Regions from separate parts of the Homo sapiens genome. Here region 1 is linked to region 2. The links are chromatin loops, found by intact Hi-C in ENCODE. Cell type or tissue: ovary. All regions are shown on one strand. Each heading gives the region's core, and the rest is flanking DNA. Links, peaks and the distances in the headings are about the cores only.

Region 1 (10,474 bases), core at 1,473-9,472, 250 kb after region 2:
GATCAACATTTAAAAAAAAAATAGAATACAAAAAAAAAAAAACCCAGAATGTATCACACATTTCAAGTCTCAATTGATGAAACTTTTGTTTCAGTTTTGAGTTTGTATTCAGACACAATATGATGTGTTTTTCATATTGTGGGTTGAGATCAAAATAATTAAAAGTCACTGTTTAGAGGTGAAATAATCTTGTTTTCAGGATAGAATGTTTTCCTACTCCCTGGTGGGGAAAAGACAGGATACAGAAAGAGAGTTATGGGATACCCTGGCTACCCTCTTCCCTTCACATCTGGCTCTGGAGTGCTCAGTGGGGCTGGTGAAGTATAGACCAAAATATCCATTTTTTCAAGTTCCATTCAGAAATATTTTCTGGGCCACATGCAGTGCCTCATGCCTGTAATCTCAGCACTTTTGGGAGGCCAAGGTGGGAGGATCACTTGAGCCCAGGAGTTTGAGACTAGCCTGGGCAACATAGGGAGACCCCATCTTTACAAAAATAATTAAAAATATTAGCCCAGCATGGTGGCTCATGCCTGTGGTCCCAGCTATTTGGGAGGCTGAAGTGGAAGGATCTCCTGAGCCTGGGAGGGTGAGGCTGTAGTGAGCTGTAATCATACCACTGCACTCCAACCTGGGTGTCAGAGCAAGACTGTCTCAAAAAAATAAAAACAAGAAAAATATTTTGATGTCCTATTTTAGTTACTTGTGCAATAAGCAAGCTTGGTTCTGTTTCAAAATAGCTCAGTGCCGTGAATTATTCCTGCTTTTAGGTCACAGTTTCAGGTAAGGGACCTGGAATGTGGCAAACAGTAAATGTTTACTTGACTGATATACTTGGTAGCCTTTCTTTGGTAAGAGTGTCCTTTTGAAGAACCAACTCAGGCCTTACCCCGGAGATCTACTCATTTTGGCTTTTTCCTGTTGCCTTCATTAATGATTTATTTGAGCACTGTGTGCTAAGCACATTATGTAGTTCATCTCAATTAATTGTCACATGAACTTTAAGAGCTAGGTACAGCCAGGTGTGGTGGCTCACACCTGTAACACTTTGGGAGGCCGAGGCGGGTAGATCACTTGAGGTCAGGAGTTTGAGACCAGCCTGGCCAGCATGGTGAAACCCCGTCTCTACTAAAAATAGAAAAATTAGCCAGGCATCGTAGCGTGTGCCTGTAATCCCAGCTACTCGGGAGGCTGAGGCAGGAGAATCGCTTGAACCCAGGAGGCAGAGGTTGCAGTGAGCCGAGATTGTGCCACTGCACTCCAGCCTGAGCGACAGAGCGAGACTCCATCTCAAAAAAAAAAAAAAGAGAGCTAGGTGCTATTACCTACTGTTATCTCCAATTTGAAGATGAGGAAAACTGAGGCTGAAAGAGGCAAACTAACTTGTCTGAGACTAGGTAAAGTTAGGAGGTAACCAGGCTTTGAACACATCCTGTAGTGTTCTTGTAACACATCAGTAGTTTCCTGGTTAGGGTGGGGAGGTTGAGGCGGGAGGTGCACACAAAGTAAATATGCTGTATCAATTAGCTTATGCTGTGTAACAGATTACCCTAAAACTTTGATAGCTTTAAACAACAAACATTGATTAATTCGCATGATCCTGTGGATTAGCTTTTCTGGGCCAGTTCAGCTTGGGCTGGAAAGTTTGGGATGGTCTCACTCTCGTCTGCTTGATGCTGGCTGTTAGCTGGGATGATGGGACCACGTGTCTCCAGCAGACAAGCCTAGCTAAATTACATGGTGATAATTGCAGAGTTCCCAGGAGCAAGAGAGGGCAAGACTCAATTGCACAAGCACTTTTTTTTTTTTTTTTTTTTTTGAGATGGAGTCTTGCTCTGTCACCTAAGCTGGAGTGCAGTGGCACAATCTCCGCTCACTGCAACCTCCCCCTCCCGGGTTCAAGCGATTCTCCTGCCTCAGCCTTCCGAGTAGCTGGGATTACAGGCGCCTGCCACCACGCCTGGCTAATTTTTGTATTTTTAGTAGAGATGGGGTTTCACCATGTTGGGCAGGCTGGTCTCAAACTTCTGACCTCAGGTGATCTGCCCACCTCGGCCTCCCAAAGTGCTAGGATTACAGGCATGAGCCACTGCGCCCTGCCAGCACAAGCACTTTTTAAGCCTTACATCTATAATCTTTCTATAATGACCCATCAGCCAAATCCAAATTCTAGAGTGGAGAGCTAGACTGTAGACTTCACCTCCTGATTGGAAGAACTGCAAAATACTGTGGCTCCTCCCCTCCCAGTAGGTCTGTATTAGTTGTCTTTTGTTGTGTAACAAATTATTCCCAAACTTAATGGCTTAAAACTGTAGCAGGACAAGCTGCAGATAAAACCTGTCAGACACCAGGTTAAAGAAGGAAGAGACTTTATTCGGCCAGGAGCGTTGGCAGAGTTGTGTCTCAAGAACCAAGCTCTCCAAAGAAAAAGTTCCTGGCCCTTTTAAGGGCTTATAACTCTAAGGGGGTCCACGTGAAAGGGTTGTGATAGATTGAGCAAGTGATCTATAGGTAACACATGTGGTTAGGGTGGGGGCGTTAATCTTTAACCTCAGGCCTGGTAAGTGGCATCAGTTGGTCTTGCCACTGACTTCATTCCTGTTGTTTTTCAGCTTTTACTTCTTCCTTCTCTTCAGAGACAGTAAGAGAAATGGCCTCTCTCCTCAAAACAACAATTAACATTTATCATCTCACAGTTTCTGTGAGTTAGGAATTTGAGAGCGTCCTAGCTGGGTGGTTCTGGCTTGGGGTCTCTCATGAGCCTGAAATCATATGAAGGCTTGGCCAGGGCTGGAGAAGCCCCGGCTGGCAAGTTTGTGCAGGCTCTTGGCAGGAGGCCCCAGTTCCTTAACACATGGACCTCTCAATAGTACTGTTTGAGTGTCCTCATGATACAGCAGCTGGTTTTCAGCAGAACAAGTGATCTAAGGGCAAGGTAGAAACCACCAATGTCTTTTATGACCTAGCCACAGAAGTCCCATATTGTCAATTTTGCAACATCCCATGGTTTCACAGGTCAGCCATATTCAGTGTGTGCGGGAACTTCATAAGAGTGCAGATACCAGGAGGTAGAAATCATTAGAGGCCACCTTAGTGGCTGGCTACCATGCTGCCATACATGTTAAGTGGCACTGAAAATGGCTTTATTCTACTGTACTTAATTAGTAGTTTGGCTGTGGATAGAATTCTTTCATAATTGTGAAGAAATTGCTCTGGTTTTCTTCTGGCTTTGATAAATACAATGCTGTTCTGAATCCTGATTCTTTTTATGGGTTTTCCCCCCACCCCACCCCGTTTTCTGGAAGCTTTTAAGATCTTCTCTTGGTATTCTAGAATGTGATGATTTTTGTTGTGCTTTGGTCTCTTTTGTCATTCATTGTGCTGGATACCTGAGGGACCTTTTCAATTTAGAACCCCTAGAACAAAGTGTGAGCACACAGGTTAGGACCTCTGCATGCGTGGACACAAGGCCCTTCCAGGCACACAGATTTAGAGATATGGAGAGAATGGGGCAGGGCTAGGGTCCTGTTCTCTGCCTCTCACCACCTTCTAGTACAGAACTCTGAGAGGCCCAAAAATGTGAATGTGGTCTTCCAGGTCATTGTGAAGGTTTATTTATTGACATAGCAGAATAGATTGTCTTTTATTTAATAGTTCATTAGGGTCATTTATAACTTTTTAAGTATGCATTCAGCTGTATTCTTGCTCCTGTCCTGCAAATATTAGGTTTGGCCTGCTAGGCAAATTGCTTAACCTCTCTAGGTCTCAGATTTTTTTCTTTTTTCTTTTTATTTATTTATTTTTCTAGGCCTCAGATTTGTCTTACATAAAATGGGAATCATAACAGTACCTATGTTGTGGAGTGCTATGACAGTAATGTGAAATAACACATGAAAGTGTTTGGTATAACATCTGGTCCACAGGGAAAGGCTATTACTGTAGCCGCCCCCCTCCCCTGCCCCTGACTCGGTTTTGCTTTCTGTGGTTTCAGTTACATGCAGTCAACCACTGTCCAAAAATATTAAATGGAAATTTTCAGAAATAAACCATCTGTAAATTTTAAATTGCATGCTGTCCTGAGTAGCGTGATGAAGTCTTGTGCTGTCCCGCTCTGTCCACCTGGGGAACCTGAATCGTCCCTTTGTCTAGTGCCTCCACGCTGTATACACTCCCTGTTCGTTAGTCACTTACTAAGTAAGTGCCCTGTTCGTTATCGGATCGACTGCCGTGATATTGCAATGCTTGTGTTCAAGTCACCCTTATTTGACTTAATAATGGCCCCAAAGTGCAAGAGTAGTCATGCTAGCAATTTGGATATGGCAAAGAGAAGCCATAAAGTTCTTTCTTTAAATGAAAAGGTAAAAGTTATAATAAGGAAAGAAAAAATAAAGTGTGCTGAGGTCGCTAAGATCTGTAGTAAGAACGAATCTTCTATCTGTGAAATTATGAAGAAGGAAAAAGAAATACCTGCTAGTTTTGCTGCCACACATGAAACTGCAAAAGTTATGAGCACAGTGCCTGATAACTGTATTACATCATATTGCTATAATTGTTCCATTTTATTATTAGTTGTTTAATCTCATCGTGCCTAATTTATAAATTAAATGTAATCATAGGTATGTATGTATAGAAAAAAGCATAGTACTGTATATATAGCGTTCAGTACTATTTCAGTCATCCCCTGAGGGTCTTGGAACATATCGCCCACAGATAAGGGGGGACTGCGGATAATCCCCAGTTTATGGTGGTTCGACTTATGACTTTGTGACTTTACAGTGGTGCAAAAGTGGTAAGAATTCAGCATTCTCCTCGACAAGTGGACGAGCATCTACTGTGCTTTCACAGCGGCTATCACTATTGCCAGCAGCAAGACTGTCAGCTCGGCGCCCTCGTCTGGTTGGATGGGAAACTGCAGTTGCTAAGGGAGCTGGGTTTGTAAGGAGCCGGCCAGGGTTGCAGGGTGGCTTAGCTGTGATTTGGGAGTAATGCCTTGTGCCTCTGCTTACTGTCTCCTCTCTTGCACTCCTATGTTGCAGGAATCTCTGAGGACAAATGGGAATTCTCACTGATTTCTAGGACTACCCTGGGGCAGGTAAGAAAAGCATCCAAGTTTTTTCCCATTGCTCCATTTATAAACTTTTTTTTTTTTTTGGAGATAGGGTCTCACTCTGCCACCCAGGCTGGAGTGCAGTGGCACAGTCTTGGCTCACTGCAACTTCTGCCTCCTGGGCTCAACCAGTCCTCCCACTTCAGCCTCCTGAGTAGCTGGGACTACAGGTGCATGCCACCATGCCCAGGTAATTTTTGTATTTTTTGTAGAGATGGAGTTTCATCACATTGCCTAGGCTGGTCTCGAAATCCTGGACTCAAGTGATCTGCTGGCCTCAGCCTCCCTAACTGCTGGGACTAGAGGCCTGAGCGACCACCCCTGGCTGTAAACATTTTCTTAGCTCAAGGATTGCTGAATTTGTATCCATTTTCTTCTCTCCTATCTCAATTGGGTGGGTGAAATGATACTGTTAATTATTTTCTGTTACTTTTGAATGCTTCTTTGTGGCGAACTGAGGGCATAGTAATACTGTAGCAGCTAACAACCATATGGGTCCCGAGGGCTTTACTAATGTTATTTTTTAATTTTCCTAATTGCAGGTGTTTTATTATTAGCTTCATTTTATAGATGAGAAAACTGGGCACAGAGAGGCTGAGTTACTTGCTCAAGTTCATACAGGTGGTCAGTAGTAGAGCTAGGATTTGAACCCGGCAGTCAGCCTCGGGAGTTCATGTTATTTTTATTTATTTATTTTTTGAGACAAGGTCTTGCTCTGCCACGCAGACTGGAGTGCAGTGTCGTGATCTCAGCTCACTGCAGCCTTGACACCCCCAGGCTTAAGTGATCCTCCTGCCTCAGCCTCTTGAGTAGCTGGGACTACAGGCACACATCACCATGCCTGGCTAATTTTTGTATATTTTGTAGAGACGGAGTTTTGCCATGTTGCCGAGGCTGGTCTCAAACTCCTGGGATCAAAGGATGCGCCCCTGTTAGCCTCCCAAAATGCTGGGATTATAGGTGTGAGCTACCGAGTCTATGTTCTTTTTTTTTTTTTTTTGAGGCAGAGTCTCGCTCTGTCCCCCAGGCTGGAGTGCAGTGGCGCGATCTCAGCTCACTGCAAGCTCCGCCTCCCGGGTTCACGCCATTCTCCTGCGTCAGCCTCCAGAGTAGCTGGGACTACAGGCACCCGCCACCACGCCGGGCTAATTTTTTCTATTTTTAGTAGAGACGGGGTTTCGCCGTGTCAGCCAGGATGGTCTCGATCTCCTGACCTCGTGATCTGCCCGCCTCAGGCTCCCAAAGTGCTAGGATTACAGGTGTGAGCCACCGTGCCTGGCCTGAGTCCATGTTCTTAACCACACTGAACCTCCTCCAAATATTATTTAATATTTATGATTTACGATGTGCCAGGCTGAGACCCCAGAGCTTAGGCTCTTCTCCACCATGCTGCACTTACCAGCTGTGTTACCTTGGACAAGTCATTTTCCTCAGAGCTTAGGTTATAACAACAACTGTTTACTAAATGCCCACTCCGTGATTGGCGCCTGGCCTAATCCATCATCATCATCATCCTGGCTAACATGTCCTGAGCTGTTTCTGTGTGCCAGGCACTGTTCTAAGCATTTTAACACTGCAAGGTTGATTTATTTTCCCTTGTTTTTTTTTTTTTTTTTTTTTTTGAGATGGAGCCTCGCTCTGTCACCCAGGCTGAGTGCAGTGGCACAATCTCAGCTCACTGCAACCTCCACCTCCTGGGTTCAAGTGATTCTTCTGCTTCAGCCTCCTGAGTACCTGGGACTACAGGCGCACACCACCATACCCAGCTAATTATTATTATTATTATTTTAATTAATTAATTTTTTTTTTTTGAGACAGAGTCTCACTCTGTCGCCCAGGCTAGAGTGCAGTGGCATGATCTCGGCTCACTGCAAGCTCCATCTCCCGGGTTCACGCCATTCTCCTGCCTCAGCCTCCCGAGTAGCTGGGACCACAGGTGCCCACCACCACGCCCAGCTAATTTTTTGTATTTTTATTAGAGACAGGGTTAGTAGAGATGGTCTTGATCTCCTGACCTCGTGATCCGCCCACCTTGGCCTCCCAAAGTGCTGGGATTACAGGCGTGAGCCACAGCACCCAGACTTTTTTTTTTTTTTTTTTTTTTGTGAGATGGAGTCTCACTCTGTCACCTAGGCTGGAGTGCAGTGGCGTAATCTCGGCTCACTGCGACTTCCACCTTCCAGGTTCAAGCAATTCTCCTGCCTCTTCCTCCTGAGTAACTGGAATTACAGGCTCACACCACCACACCTGGCTAATTTTTGTATTTTTAATAAAGACAGGGTTTCACCATGATGGTCAGGCTGGTCTCGAACTCCTGACCTCGTGACCCGCCTTCCTTGACCTCCCAAAGTGCTGGGATTACAAGCGTGGGCCACCACGTCTGGCCTAATTTTTGTATTTTTAGTAGATACCGGGTTTCACCATATTGGCCAGGCTGGTCTCGAGCTCCTGACCTCGTGATCCGCCTGCCTGGGCCTCCCAAAGTGCTGGGATTACAGGTGTGAGCCACCACGCCCAGCCTATTTTCCTCATTTTTAGAGAAAGAAACTGAGAGATTAAGTGACATGCTCAAGTCCACATGGCTAGAAAGTGTGGGGTTTGAAGCCAAGTCTGACGTCTGACTCCACAGCCTGTGCCCTTAGCTGCCCTTCTCTGAGCCTTGTGGATTACCTAGAGCCCAGGCTGTCATGATTACCTTTGGAGGTTTTTTTGTTTTTTTTGGTCAGCATACATTTTTCTCTGGATTTTTAGTTTTTTCCAATAAGTTTTGGGGGAACAGGTGGTGTTTGGTTACATGAATAAGTTCTTTAGTGGTGATCTCTGAGGTTTTGGTGCACCCAACCTTTGGAATCTTTAATGCTGTTAGCAAATATTCCCAATTCTCTGCATCCAGGAACATGGATGGATTGTGCTTCCTTGACCCCATGAATTAAGGTGCAGCCAATGCAATATGATGGCAATGATAGATGTCACTTCTAGACAAAACTTAACAGTTATATCAATATTGTAATTAATATTATTTTTTATTATTATAATTAATGTTAATAATATATTAATATTCTCTACTTGCCTCGAAGATCTTACAAGCATGGGAATGGCACCTCCCTTAGCCTGGGCCCCTGAGTGAGGATGACATAAAGCAGATCCCTGTCAGACTCACAATGGACAGGCGGTGAGACCTCTGTTGTTGCAAGCCACTGAGATTTGAGGGTTGTTGCTGCAACAGAACCATGTCCAAGGCTTCTCAACCTTGGCTCTATTTACATTTTCGGCCAGATAATTCTTTGTTGGGGGAGGGGCGCTGTCTTGTGCATTGTAGCATGGATAGCAGCATCCGTGGCCTCTGCCCACTAGATGCCCATAGCTCCCCAACAACAGCGACAACCAAAATGTCTCCAGATGTTGCCAAGTGTCATACTGGGAACAAAGTCACCTCTAGTTGAGAACTACTGCTGAGCCTATTCCTTTTTCCTTTTTTTTTTTTTTTTTTTTTTTGAGACAGGGTCTCACTTTGTCACCCAGGCTGGAGCTTTGTCACTCAGTGCAAACTTTGCTTCCCAGGTTCAAGAGATTTTCCCACCTCAGCCTCCCAAGTAGCTGGGACTGCAGGCATACGCCACCACACCTGGCTAATTTTTGTATATTTTGGTAGAGACGGAGTTTCACCATGTTGGCAGGCTGGTCACAAACTCCTGACCTCAAGTGATCCACCTGCCTCACCTCCAAAGTTCTGGGATTACAGGCATGAGCCACCGCACCTGGCCGGCCATTTTCTTTAAATCCAGAAGAGGTGGCAACACTGGGCCCTGTCTTCAACCCGGAAGCAATAAAGTGGAGCTGTGTGAATAGCTCCATTTTCTTTCTGTTCCCATCACAGCCTGCTGTCACATACCAAACCCCTGGTATTTGAGTTTGTGGCCGTAAGAAATTAGGTGGTCTTCCTTTTTAGTGGTTGTTAGAAGCTGCAGTTTAAGGGACCCGAAAAAATTAGAATGGGGCCCCAAAACAGAAAAGTCAAACTAACTCTGAGGAAGCAGGCACTAAGATTTCATTTATCAGGAAGGACTTGTTGACCTCAAAATAGTTCTTAGCTTGTGACCCTGAAGTTTGAATTCCCATCAGTAAAAAACAAAACCTTTTTCTTTCATTCCACATTTAGAGGGAAAGAAGGAGGGACACTAAAATGTGGCTCCCCTTCTGTCATTGAATCCTTATAAGAATTCCTGCAGAGTGTCATAATTCCCATTTTACCAATGAGGAAACTGAGGCTCAGAGAGGTGTGGGAGTGGTGGAGGCAGGATTTGAACCTGGGTCTCATCCCAAAGGTCATGCATGCTTTTTCCACTACACTAGACATTCCCAAACCAGGCCGCTCATCGAGTTCATTGGGGGAAGCCTACAAAAGCGTACCTGTTTCCAGATCCTACCTTTGACCTATTCAACCATATTTCTTCAGTAGGGCCCAGAAACCTGTACTTTAAAGAATTATTTGTGGCCGGGCGCCGTGGCTCACGCCTGTAATCCCAGCACTCTTGGAGGCCGAGGTGGGTGGATCACGAGGTCAGGAGATCAAGACCATCCTGGCTAACACGGTGAAACTCCGTCTCTACTAAAAATACAAAAAATTAGCCGAGCGTGGTGGCGAGAGCCTGTAGTCCCAACTACTCGGGAGGCTGAGGCAGGAGAATGGCGTGAACCGGGAGGTGGAGCTTGCAGTGAGCGGAGATCGCGCCACTGCACTCCAGCCCTGGTGACAGAGTGAGACTCCGTCTCAAAAAAAAAAAAAAAAAAAAAAAAAAAAGCCAGGCGCGGTGGCTCACGCCTGTAATCCCAGCACTTTGGGAGGCCGAGGCGGGCAGATCACGAGGTCAAGAGATCGAGACCATCCTGGCCAACATGGTAAAACCCCGTGTCTACCAAAAATACAGAAATTAGCTGGGCATGGTGGCGCACACTCGTAGTCCCAGCTTCTCGGGAGCCTGAGGCAGGAGAATTGCTTGAATCCGGGAAGCGGAGGTTGCAGTGAGCCAAGATCGCGCCACTGCACTCCAGCCTGCCAATAGAGCAAGACTTTGTCTCAAAAAAAAAAAAAAAAAAAAGAATTATTTGTGCAGTTATTTGATAACTGTCTCCCTACTAGATGAAAGCTTCATGAGGGCAAGGGCCATGTCTCTTTTTTTTTTTTTTTTTTTTTTGAGACGGAGTTTTGCTCTTGTCCAGACTGGAGTGCAGTGGCACAATTTCGGCTCACCGCAACCTCCACCTCCTGGGTTCAAGCGATTCTCCTGCCTCAGCCTCCCAAGTAGCTGGGATTACAGGCATGCACCACCACGCCCAGCTAATTTTGTATTTTTAGTAAAGACGGAG
Region 2 (10,474 bases), core at 1,663-9,662:
AGGCAGGTGGATCACTTGAGCCTATTAGTTCAAGACTAGCCTGGGCAATGTAGTAAGACCTCATCTGTGCTAAAAAAAAAAAAAAAAAATTTAACTTTTTAAAAAATGGCAAGTAACACTGGTGTCTGTAAAAAGAAGAAATCTAAAAATAAAAAAGTTTACTTTCAAAGAAAGGTTGGAGGTGGCTAAACAGATCTAGCTAAAGCCTTTGTGTCAGGTAAGTACCATTTGCTTCTGGGGAACCCCAATTCTTTTAGCATGTACCCCACTCCACTTATCTGGAAAAAAATCTGGAGCAACAATGCTTGACCTCAACCCAAAGTTATAGAAGGAAACATAATTGACTTCAAATAATATAGCAAACTTTAAGTCCACATATAAAAATTGACTGTTGTCCAGACACAGTGGCTGACGCCTATAATCTCAGCACTTTGGGAGGCCGAGGTAGGAGGGTCACTTGAGTCTACAAGTTTCAGACCAGCCTGGGCAACATAGCAAGACCCTATCTCAACAAAATTTTTTTTTTTAATTAAGCGAGTATGGTGGGGGGAGCCTGCAGTCCCAGCTACTTGGGAGGCTGAAGTAGGTGTATTGCATGAGCGCAGGAGGTCAAAGCTACAGTGAGTTGTGATCATGCCACTGCACTTCAGCCTGGGCAACAAAGCAAAGACCTTGTTTCAAATTTTTTTTTTTGAGACAGAGTCTCGCTCTGTCGCCCAGGCTGGAGTGCAGTGGCATGATCTTGGCTCACTGCAAGCTCTGCCTCCCAGGTTCACACCATTCTCCTGCCTCAGCCTCCCAAGTAGCTGGGACTACAGGTGCCCACCAACACACCCAGCTAATTTTTTCTATTTTTTAGTAGAGACGGGGTTTCACCGTGTTAGCCAGGATGGTCTCCATCTCCTGACCTCATGATCCACCCACCTCGGCCTCCCAAAGTGCTGGGATTACAGGCGTGAGCCTCCGTGCCCGGCCTCAAAATATTTATATAAATTTACTGTCACTCAAAATCTAGGTTTGAAATTCACTCTTGGTCACTAAAGGGGCAGGTGCAGAGTTTTTCTGTCCTGGGTCCTCAGCCTCGTGCCCCATTTCTAGCTCTCTTCCCTGCCCCTCTGCCACCCCACTCCTACCCCCACATGGGACTGCTGCTGTGGAATATGCTTTCTCAATTTCCCAAAAGTCTGAGGTCATCCAAAGAGCCCCCTTACTTACTTAGCAAGTACAGGAGAAGCCTTGCAAATCATTTTTTATTTGCTAGAATTTTCTTTTCACCATTTTTTTCTCCTCTCAAAAGGAAACTTTCCATCCTGCAGGAAGAAGACAAAATAATTATCTCATTCACGTGGTCAATGATAATGACTGTGATAAATGGTCCCAATAAAGAGATTCTTGGGTGAACAGGGATCTCCAAGCATTGCCACGATAGTACACAGAGAGTTTTATCTGTGGTTTATGTACACAAATAAGTTCTGATTGACAGAAAGACTGTGGACTCAACAGCTGACATGTAAAAGGGCAGGATGAGGCCAGGCGTGGTGGCTCATGCCTGTAATCCCAGCACTTTGGGAGGCCGAGGCGGGCAGATCACCTGAGGTCAGGAATTCAAGACCAGCCTGACCAACATGGTGAAACCCCATCACTACTAAAAACACAAAATTAAGCAGGTGTGGTGGCGCATGTCTATGAGCCCAGCTACTTGGGAGGCTGAGGCAGGAGAATCACTTGAACCCAGGAGGCTGAGGTTGCAGTGAGCTGAGATCACACCATTGCACTCCAGCCTGGGCTACAAGGTGAAACTCTATCTCAAAAAAAGAAAAAAAAAAGAGCAGGATGCCAAATGAGCAGGATGCCTCCTTTCTGGGTCTCCTGCCCCCCTTGTATGTCTGCAGGACTACTCGGGGAGGTGACTCCCATGCTCTCTGCCCACATCAATTTGCTTCAGGCTGTACACTTGGCTGTCTCTCTTGGACAAAAACCACCATGTGCCCCAGTTGTGGTCCCTAATATATCCTCAATGCTGGCCAGACCACTCCTGCTCATAGGTCACCGCTCCACCCTGTCACCATCACCTGATTGGATACCAGTTCTCCTCTGATTCACCCCTCATGCATGCTGCAGCTTTGAGTTGCCCAGGAGGGCCATTTCTAACCCCTGAGCAACTGTCAAAGAAAAACAAGCCAGACACTAGTTAAAGCAGTGAAAACAGATTATATGCAGTAATGAGGGGCAGTAGGGAAAGGAGCTGAGCTCTCTTCTGGTTTACCCAGAGGTGACAGCATTTTAAAGGGAGAATGGGAGTGGGAGTGGGAGTGGGAGTGGGTGGAGGCAAGCAGGGACTAAAGGGAAAAATGATCAAGTGAAAATGCAGTCGGCCAGCTGTGTCTGCTAGCTGGTGATCAACAAGGTCGGGATTCTGTCCTCCCACAGAGACTGGGAGACAGAGGCCCTCCTGATAATCACATTTCAAAGGAATGGCTTTCAGGTCTTTGAGAAAGGTAAGTTGTAGGAGATAGACACACATCTCAAAGGGGCAGAGGAAGGAGTCTCAATAGGAAGCCCTTTGCATGAATGCTTTGCAAAAGGGAGGTCAGGGGTCTATGTTAGGTGCTGGCTGCAACAAACAGTTAATTCTTTTGACAGCCCGGAGATTTTACAGACAGGAACTTAAAAGGGGGCTGGATGGTCCCAGAGATGCCACCTTAGGCTGCTAGAAGCCATGCTAGGGCTGGTCAAATCTCTTAGCACAGGAGTTTGGAGTCATTAGGTGAAAAGAGTTCTTGCAGTTCTCACTACCATCACACCAGACCCAGAACCCAACCAGGGCCACTGACCTTGCCCTTGCTATTTGCCTGCCTGCCAACAACCTCTGTTCTTGTCCATGAGCTGCCAACAGCCTCACCAATAATTGCTACTTACATATTTGACTCTGCAGCTCACAGTCTGCTGCTGGCGGAGGAAGGACTCAACTTCCTTCACAGCTTGGACTCCTGGTGCTACAGCTTCATCAACTTTTATGCCTAGATTAGTTTACTTCCCCAGTGCAACCATGAGCCACCACCTGGAGGTCCCAGTTATAGCCACACCCCGTGCAAAGAGCCACTGCCTACATCCCACCCAAGGCCCCACGTCTGAGCCTAGCATGGTGTATTCCTTCTTCTCCATTGTCGCCTCTCTCTCTGGAACACAATTGCACCTACGGTGTGGTTCCATCCCCCACCAAACATGCCCAGGTAAATTTGAACCCCAAGTGAGGGCAAAGCTCACATTTTTCACCTGGTGCTCCTAAACCTGTGTAAATAAACAGTTCTAACCATGCAGCCGGAAGCTATTTTATACTGTTATCTAATGTGGGCTTTGTTCCTGAATCTTTCCGCCCATTTGGGAAGCAGGTAGGACATTTGAAGCTCATTCCCTCAGGAAGTGATGGGGGATACAGCAGAACAAAGAGTCCATTCTTAGCTTTTGAGTTTCAAATAGACCTTTGAAATTTATGCCAGAGAGCATATTTGTGGGGGGAAATAGGGGCAGGAGTTGAATTTTTAAATCTAAAGCCTAGGCCAGGGGCAGTGGCTCACATCTGTAATCCCAGAGCTTTGGGAAGCCAAGGAGAGGATCACTTAAATCCAGGAGTTTTGAGACCAGCCCGGGCAATATAGTGAGACTCTGTTTCTACAAAAAGTAAACAAAAATTCACCAGGCATTTGTGGAGTACCTACAGTCCTAGCTATTTAGGAGGCTGAAGTTGGAGGATCACTTGAGATGGAGAGTTTGAGGCTGCATGAGCCATGATCGCGCCACTGCACTCCAACGGCGACACATTGAGATCCTGACTCATAAAATAAAATAAAATCTGGCGGGGTCCAGTGGCTCATGCCTGTAATCCCAGCACTTTGGGAGGCCGAGGCGAGCGGATCACCTGAGGTCAGGAATTCCAGACCATCCTGGCCAACATTGTGAAACCCCATCTCTACTAAAAATACAAAAATTAACCAGATGTGGTGTCACTCGCCTGAAATTCCAGCTACTCGGGAGGCTGAGGTGGGAGAATTGCTTGAACCCGGGAGGTGGAGGTTGCAGTAAGCCAAGATGGACTCCAGCCTGGGTGACAGAGTGAGGATCCATCTCAAAAAAAATAAAATAAAATAAAATCTAAAGCCTGATAAAAGTTTGTGTCTCAATAAATTCAGCGTGATGAAGTACAGCAATAGCAGCTTCAAGATTGAGAGGAGAGGGGCAAGTTGGGGAGGAGGGAGAGGGTTCTTAGGTGTGTCACTGAGAAGAGGCCCTGTTCCATGTCATGCTAGTTCCCTGGCCCATTCTCAAGGGTAAGAATGATGTCAGACCCCATCAAGTCTCACTGAGGATCCAAGAGCAGAGAAGACCAAAGGCGGATGTTCTGGGAGGCTCCTGCAGCTCAAGCTTTGGGCCCTTTACTTGCACCGGCCTCTTCCAAGGCTCTGGACCTAATTTCATATTAATGGCTTTTATTTTCTTTAGAGAAGACCCCTAGAACTGCTTCAGGATCTGCCCCTGAAGAGGCCCTCAGCCTCACTTTCTCAGAAAGAAGCCCAGGACACTAGCCTGTTGGACGTAAGACCACAAGGAGCAAAAACATACCCTGGCTGAGGCCCCAGATCAACCAGCTCCCAGCCAAACCCCCAGCCGACTGCAGTTGCAAGTGGTCTCGGCCAAGACCAGGAGAAGAACCATCCATCCCACCTCAAATAGCTGACCCACAGAATCATAAACAAATAAGACAGTGTTGTCATAAGCCACTAAATCCAAGAGTGTTTTGTTATACAGAAATAGATAACTGATGCAGTGAATTTGGACAAGTCATCAAAAAAAAAAAAGAATTTTTGGATGAGTCACTTTATTCACTCAAAATAATATTTACTGGGAAAAAAAGTGAAGGGCGGAAGAATACGCCACCCCAAAATATGCTATTTTGGCTTAAGAATTATTTTGAGTTAAAGGCATGAACACTGACATTTTTTCTTTCTGAAAGCAAATTCCCAGTGACAGTTGTTCTTTCAGGACAGGTGCAGTGGCTCACACCTGTAATCCCAACACTTTGGGAAGCCAAGGCAGGAGGATTGTTTGAGTCCAGGAGTTCAAGACCAGCCTCGGCAACATGGTGAAACCCCGTCTCTATTAAAAATACAAAAATTAGCTGGGCGTGGTGGCACATGCCTATCATCCCAGCCACAAGGGAGGCTGAGACACAAGAACTGCTTGAACCCAGGAGGCAGAGGTTGCAGCGAGCCAAGATTGTACCACTGCACTCCAGCCTGGGCCACACAACAAGACTTCATCTCAAAAAAAAAAAAAAAAGCTGGACACAGTGGCTCACACCTATAATCCCAGCACTTTGGGGTGCTGAGGCGGGCAGATCACTTGAGGTCAGGAGTTCGAGACCAGCCTGGCTCTCATGGTGAAACCCCATCTCTACTAAAAAAATACAAAAATGAGCTGGGCATGGTGGCGGGCACCTGTAATCCCAACTACTCGGGAGGCTGAGGAAGGAGAATCACTTGAACCTCGGAGGCAGAGGTTGCAGTGAGCTGAGATCGCACCACTGAACTCCGGCCTGGATGACAAGAGCGAGACTCCATCTCGAAAAAAAAAGAAAAAAAAATATCTTATGTTAGCAGGGCTCTCAAAGGCAAGCACTGAATATAACAACTGGAATGGAAAAACTGAAAGAAGCTCTTCTAGTACCTAAGCAAAGCCATCCTCAATCCTAAAGCTGGGGGGCCCTGGAGTACCCTCCCGAGAAGTCTTTCTTACCCAGGATTCAGTGTACACAAATTGAAAGACTGAGGGAATGAGTAGGTTTCCTAACTCAGTTCTCCATGCCAAAGTTCATCCTCCTACGGGCTGAGAGCAGGGTAGAACTATTTCAGGCCCAACGTCAACATCCTTGAGAAATTCTTATCTGGAAAGAGTGGGGAGGTCGCCATGGCAACCTGTCCCAGGCCCAGCCCTGGCACAGCTCCAAGGCACACAAATAAAACCATTGGAATGTGGTGCAGGGCTCAGGGCGGGATAACTAGAAAGTTGCCAAGTTTCCATGAAAACCAACAATGTGAGGCCTCAGCCTCTGGAAGATGTCAGTAGGGAAGCTTGGGTCCCCACAGGGTCTACCCATGGAAATATAACACATTCCTAAATAGCACATATGTGCGCGCACACAGCATCACACGCACACAGCCTGCTTGGACGACAGCGACACTGCTTCTTGAAAAAGAGCCTTGTTGAAAGGAGAGCACTGGCCTTAGAGCCAGACAGAGATTCCAGTACCCGCCCTGTCAATTCCTGGGAACCCCAGGTCAGTTTCTGAACAAGTTATCCTCGTGGCCACCTCCCTTGCCTTCTCCATGTCTTTGTTCCAAGGTCATCTCCATGAGACATTTCCTGGTTACTTTAATTATTTATGTATTTATTCTATTTATTTATTTATTTATTTTTCTTGAGATGGAGTCTCGCTCTGTCGCCCAGGCTGGAGTGCAATGGCACGATCTCGGCTCACTGCAACCTCCACCTCCAAGGTTCAAGCGATTCTCCTGCCTCAGCCTCCCAAGTAGCTAGGATTACAGGCATGTGCCACCATGCCCAGCTAATTTTGTATTTTTAGTAGAGGTGGAGTTTCACCATGTTGGCCAGGCTGATTTTGAACTCCTGACCTCAGATGATCCACCTGCCTTGGCCTCCCAAAGTGCTGGGATTACAGGCATGAGCCACCTTGCCCAGCCGCCCTAGTCACTTTAAATCAAATTGCAGGCTGGGCACAGTGGCTCACGCCTGTAATCCCAGCACTTTAGGAGGCCAAGGCGGGTGGATTGCTTGAGGTCAGGAGTTCAAGACCAGCCTGACCAACATGGTGAAACCCCGTCTCTACTAAAAGTACAAAAGTTAGCCGAGCATGGTGGTGCATGCCTGTAATCCTAGCTACTTGGGAAGCTGAGCAGGAGAATTGCTTGAACCTGGGAGGCTAAGGTTGCAGTGAGCCGAGATCATGCCACTGCACTCCAGCCTGGGTGACAGAGCAAGACTCTGTCTCAAAAAAAAAAAAAAAAAAAAAAAAAAAAACCAGAAAGAAATCAAATTGCAGCCTCACGCATCCCCCACGCTCCTACTCTTCTTTATTTTTCTCCATGCTCTTAGCACCACCTGACATGCTCTATATTTTACTTCCTTAACTTATTTATTACCTTGTTAATGTCACTTCCACAGGGACAGGGATTTTTGTCCCTTTTGCCCATGCTCTACCTCCAGCACCTAGAAAATACCTGGCATGTAGTAGGTGCACAAGGAAGATTGTTGAGTAAATGCATGTAGTTTTGTCATTAGCAAAATAGGAGTCATTCTACCACCATAGGGTTAATGTGAGGGTTGAAGGAGATGCTATGGCATTAGTGCCCAGTCCTTAGCAGGGGTACCAGTGTCACTTCTGGTTACATCCTGCATTTGGTGAGGTCCCCTCATCACCTTCCTGTAGTACTTAGATCACATTTAAGAACAATTTTCATGGTATCTTACTTTCTGCCTGGGAAGGGGTATACCTGACCCCTGAGCCCAAGAATTTATCTGTGTCCTCGTCCTGCAAAACCACTAGACATTAAGCTAGGTGCGGTGGCTCACACCTGTAATCCCAGCACTTTGGGAGGCTGAGGCAGGCGGATCACTTGAGGTCAGGAGTTCGAGACCAGCCTGGCCAACATGATGAAACCCCATTTCTACTAAAAATACAAAAATTAGCCAGGCATGGTGGTGGGCACCTGAAATCCCAGCTCCCCGGAAGGCTGAGGCAGGAGAATCACTTGAACCCAGGAGGCAGAGGTTGCGGTGAGCCACGATGGCACCATTGCACTCCAGCCTGGGCGACAGAGCAAGACCCTGTCTCAAAAAAACAAACAAATAAAACCACTAGACATTAAAGACAGCAGAATCAGAGATTCAGTCCACAGAGAATTTTGCTCTAAATATTTGTTAGGAGTCTGTGTAAATAAACTAACTCATTAATAGGAAAGCACATCTCCAAAAATATAAAGATTTGAACAAGCAGGAAATGTTTCACCAGTAAACAGAAAGAACAGATCATTTCTTGCATCCTTAACACATAACAGGTGGTGTATTAGGCACCTGACATGTCTTCTGTCATTTCCGTCTGTGTCAACCTTATAAGGAAGGTATTTAAGAATGAAGAAACTGGACAGGTGCGGTAGCTCACACCTGTAATCCTAGCACTTTGGGAGGCCGAAGCGGGTGGATTACTTGAGGTCAGGAGTTCAAAACCAGCCCGGCCAACATGGTGAAACCCCATCTCTAGTAAAAATACAAAAAAATTAGCCAGGCGTGGTGGCAGGCGCCTGTAATCCCAGCTACTTGGGAGGCTGAGGCAGGAGAATTGCTTGAACCTGGGAGACAGAGGTTGCAGTAAGCCAAGATTGTGCCACTGCACTCCAGCCTGGGCAACAGAGCAAGACTCTGTCTCAAAAAAAAAAAAGAAAAAAGGAATGAAGAACCGAGGCCTAGGTTAGGAAACTGGCCTGAAGTATCACAGCAGTAAGCAGTGCAGCAGGAGTTGAACCCAGAATCAATCAAGCTCCGAAGCTTGTGTTCTTCCTGTTGTCCCACCCACCTCTTTGAAAATTCATTTAATAAAAGGCCTCTCTGCCAAACTAAGGAGTTTGGATGTATTCTGTAAAATACATTCTAGATGCAATGCAATTCTAAAAATAAAAAAAGCAACTGAGGTGTAAGTATTTGGGATCTACTAAGGAAGGAGGAATTATTTCTTCCTGAGATAAATCAGAAAAGCTACGGAGAGGAGGTGGCACTTCCTCCCAGCCTAAATGCTTTAGGGACTCGTATTCCATTAACTCATCTTTCCAGAGTTCATCGCTGGCTTTTGGTTCTAACACATGACCATGAACAGCACTCTCTACTTATATGAGTTTTCCATCTTGTCATATTTTCAGCAGGTCATTCCTTTGGGATCCTTTATTTTTATTTATAGCCTTTTGCATCATCTGACTGCAAGAGTTTCGCATGTTCTGGCAACAGCCAGTATCTGGGGGATGGGAGTCTCCAAGCACTACAAATTTTTAAGAAAGAGGATATATGAATTTAAGGTAGCTTAAACTCTTCTAGAACATATAAAAAGATTAAGGAATAATGCCTTATAAATTTAATATAAATAAAATTAATATAATATAAATAAAATAGCATATAAATTATATATAATAAAATATAAATTTTATTTAATAAAAATAAAATTAATATAAATAAAATTTAATTTTAAAAATTAAAAAAAAAAAAGAAAGAGGGTATGGAAGTTTCTCCAGAACAGAAACCTGCAAAGTCTAAAATCAAGGGCTATATCTAAGCAGTGTGCTGGAGTCTGCTTGAATCAACCCTTATGTTGAGTTACTTCAGGTAGCTTGAAATTAGACAAGGTAGAGTTATTTACACCACAGAAATCGACAAATGCTATAAATCAAGATCTTTTTTTTCCCTCCTATGGAGCCAGTTGTTAAACATTTACCAGCACATAACTGGCTATACCAGGTCTCCTGAAGCCCTGTCTATTATAAAACAGCAGAAAGAATCCTGGATTTGAAGTCAGGAAACTTGAGTTTTAGCCTGGTGTCATTATTAACACACTGTAAACCTTAGACAAGTCATTTCACCTCTCTCGGCCTCAGTTTCTTTACCTAGGGGAATTGGCTACATTCAAAACCTAGGATCACCGGGTGATAAGTTATTTCCCAAAAAAGAAAACAGGTTGGAGGTTCTTCAAGCTGTTTTCGATATTTTAAAAAGAAAAAAGAAAACCATGCATTAATCCTCTCGTAAGTCCACAAAGGTTAACTTAATTAATAAACTGTGTTTAATGCCTAAAATCTTTCAAAATATGAAACTCATGGAGAAAAAGATAGTAAGAGGAGTCAGCCGTCTGTTCCCCTAAATCCAATGAATTGACCACCTGAAATGGGACAGTCACTGTTGGTCACTAATGTTTCAGTGCTAAAGAAAACACTGCCCTGCCCTTGAGGAATTTACAGATTCAGGAGGCAGACAGACAGGCAAGTGTGCATCATAATAAATGGAGTCTGTGTTCTGATGGGGTAAGAACTGGGCTTGAAGAGAGCATATAGCAGGGGCACTAACTGTTAGGAGGAGGCTTCTTGGGAGAAGGGACATCGAATGGGAATCAAAGCCCAGAGGTCCAGCCAGGTGTGATGGCTCATGCCTGTATTCCCAGCACTTTGGGAGGCCGAGGCGGGCAGATCACTTGAGTCCAGAAATTCGAGACCAGCCTGGCCAACATGGTGAAACCCCGTCTCTAATAAAAATACAAAAATTAGCTGAGTGTGGTGGCGGGCACCTGTGGTCCTAGCTACTCGGGAAGCTGAGGCAGGAGAATCTCTTGAACCCTGAAGTCAGAGGTTGCAGTGAGCCGAGA

The links. Peaks named below come from ENCODE experiments on the same cell type or tissue, not always from the same donor. Only the 100,000 strongest peaks of a DNase experiment are listed, where the experiment ranks them.
Region 1: a loop joins it to region 2, with 2.7 times the contacts of the local background. A loop is called at or near these places in 5 of 110 quality-filtered maps.

What each region holds. Positions count from the first base shown.
Region 1 is chr1:23,766,729-23,777,202 of GRCh38, reverse strand. It overlaps ELOA-AS1 (ELOA antisense RNA 1), which reads left to right. Exons shown (of 4, transcript NR_038280.1): 2 at 4,777-4,935; 3 at 5,037-5,092. Among named protein-coding and RNA genes, the nearest start is that of ELOA-AS1, 6.3 kb to the left of the region's middle. RefSeq lists an enhancer at 1-61 and a silencer at 4,070-4,364. In ovary, for the core only: a CTCF peak has its summit at 4,906 (motif pointing left); a DNase peak (open chromatin) is centred at 4,892.
Region 2 is chr1:24,014,503-24,024,976 of GRCh38, reverse strand. It overlaps LOC105376863 (a long non-coding RNA gene), which reads right to left. Exons shown (of 3, transcript XR_947072.3): 2 at 1,216-1,310. Among named protein-coding and RNA genes, the nearest start is that of SRSF10, 39 kb to the right of the region's middle. In ovary, for the core only: a CTCF peak has its summit at 5,883; DNase peaks (open chromatin) are centred at 4,636 and 5,986; H3K27ac peaks cover 3,809 bases.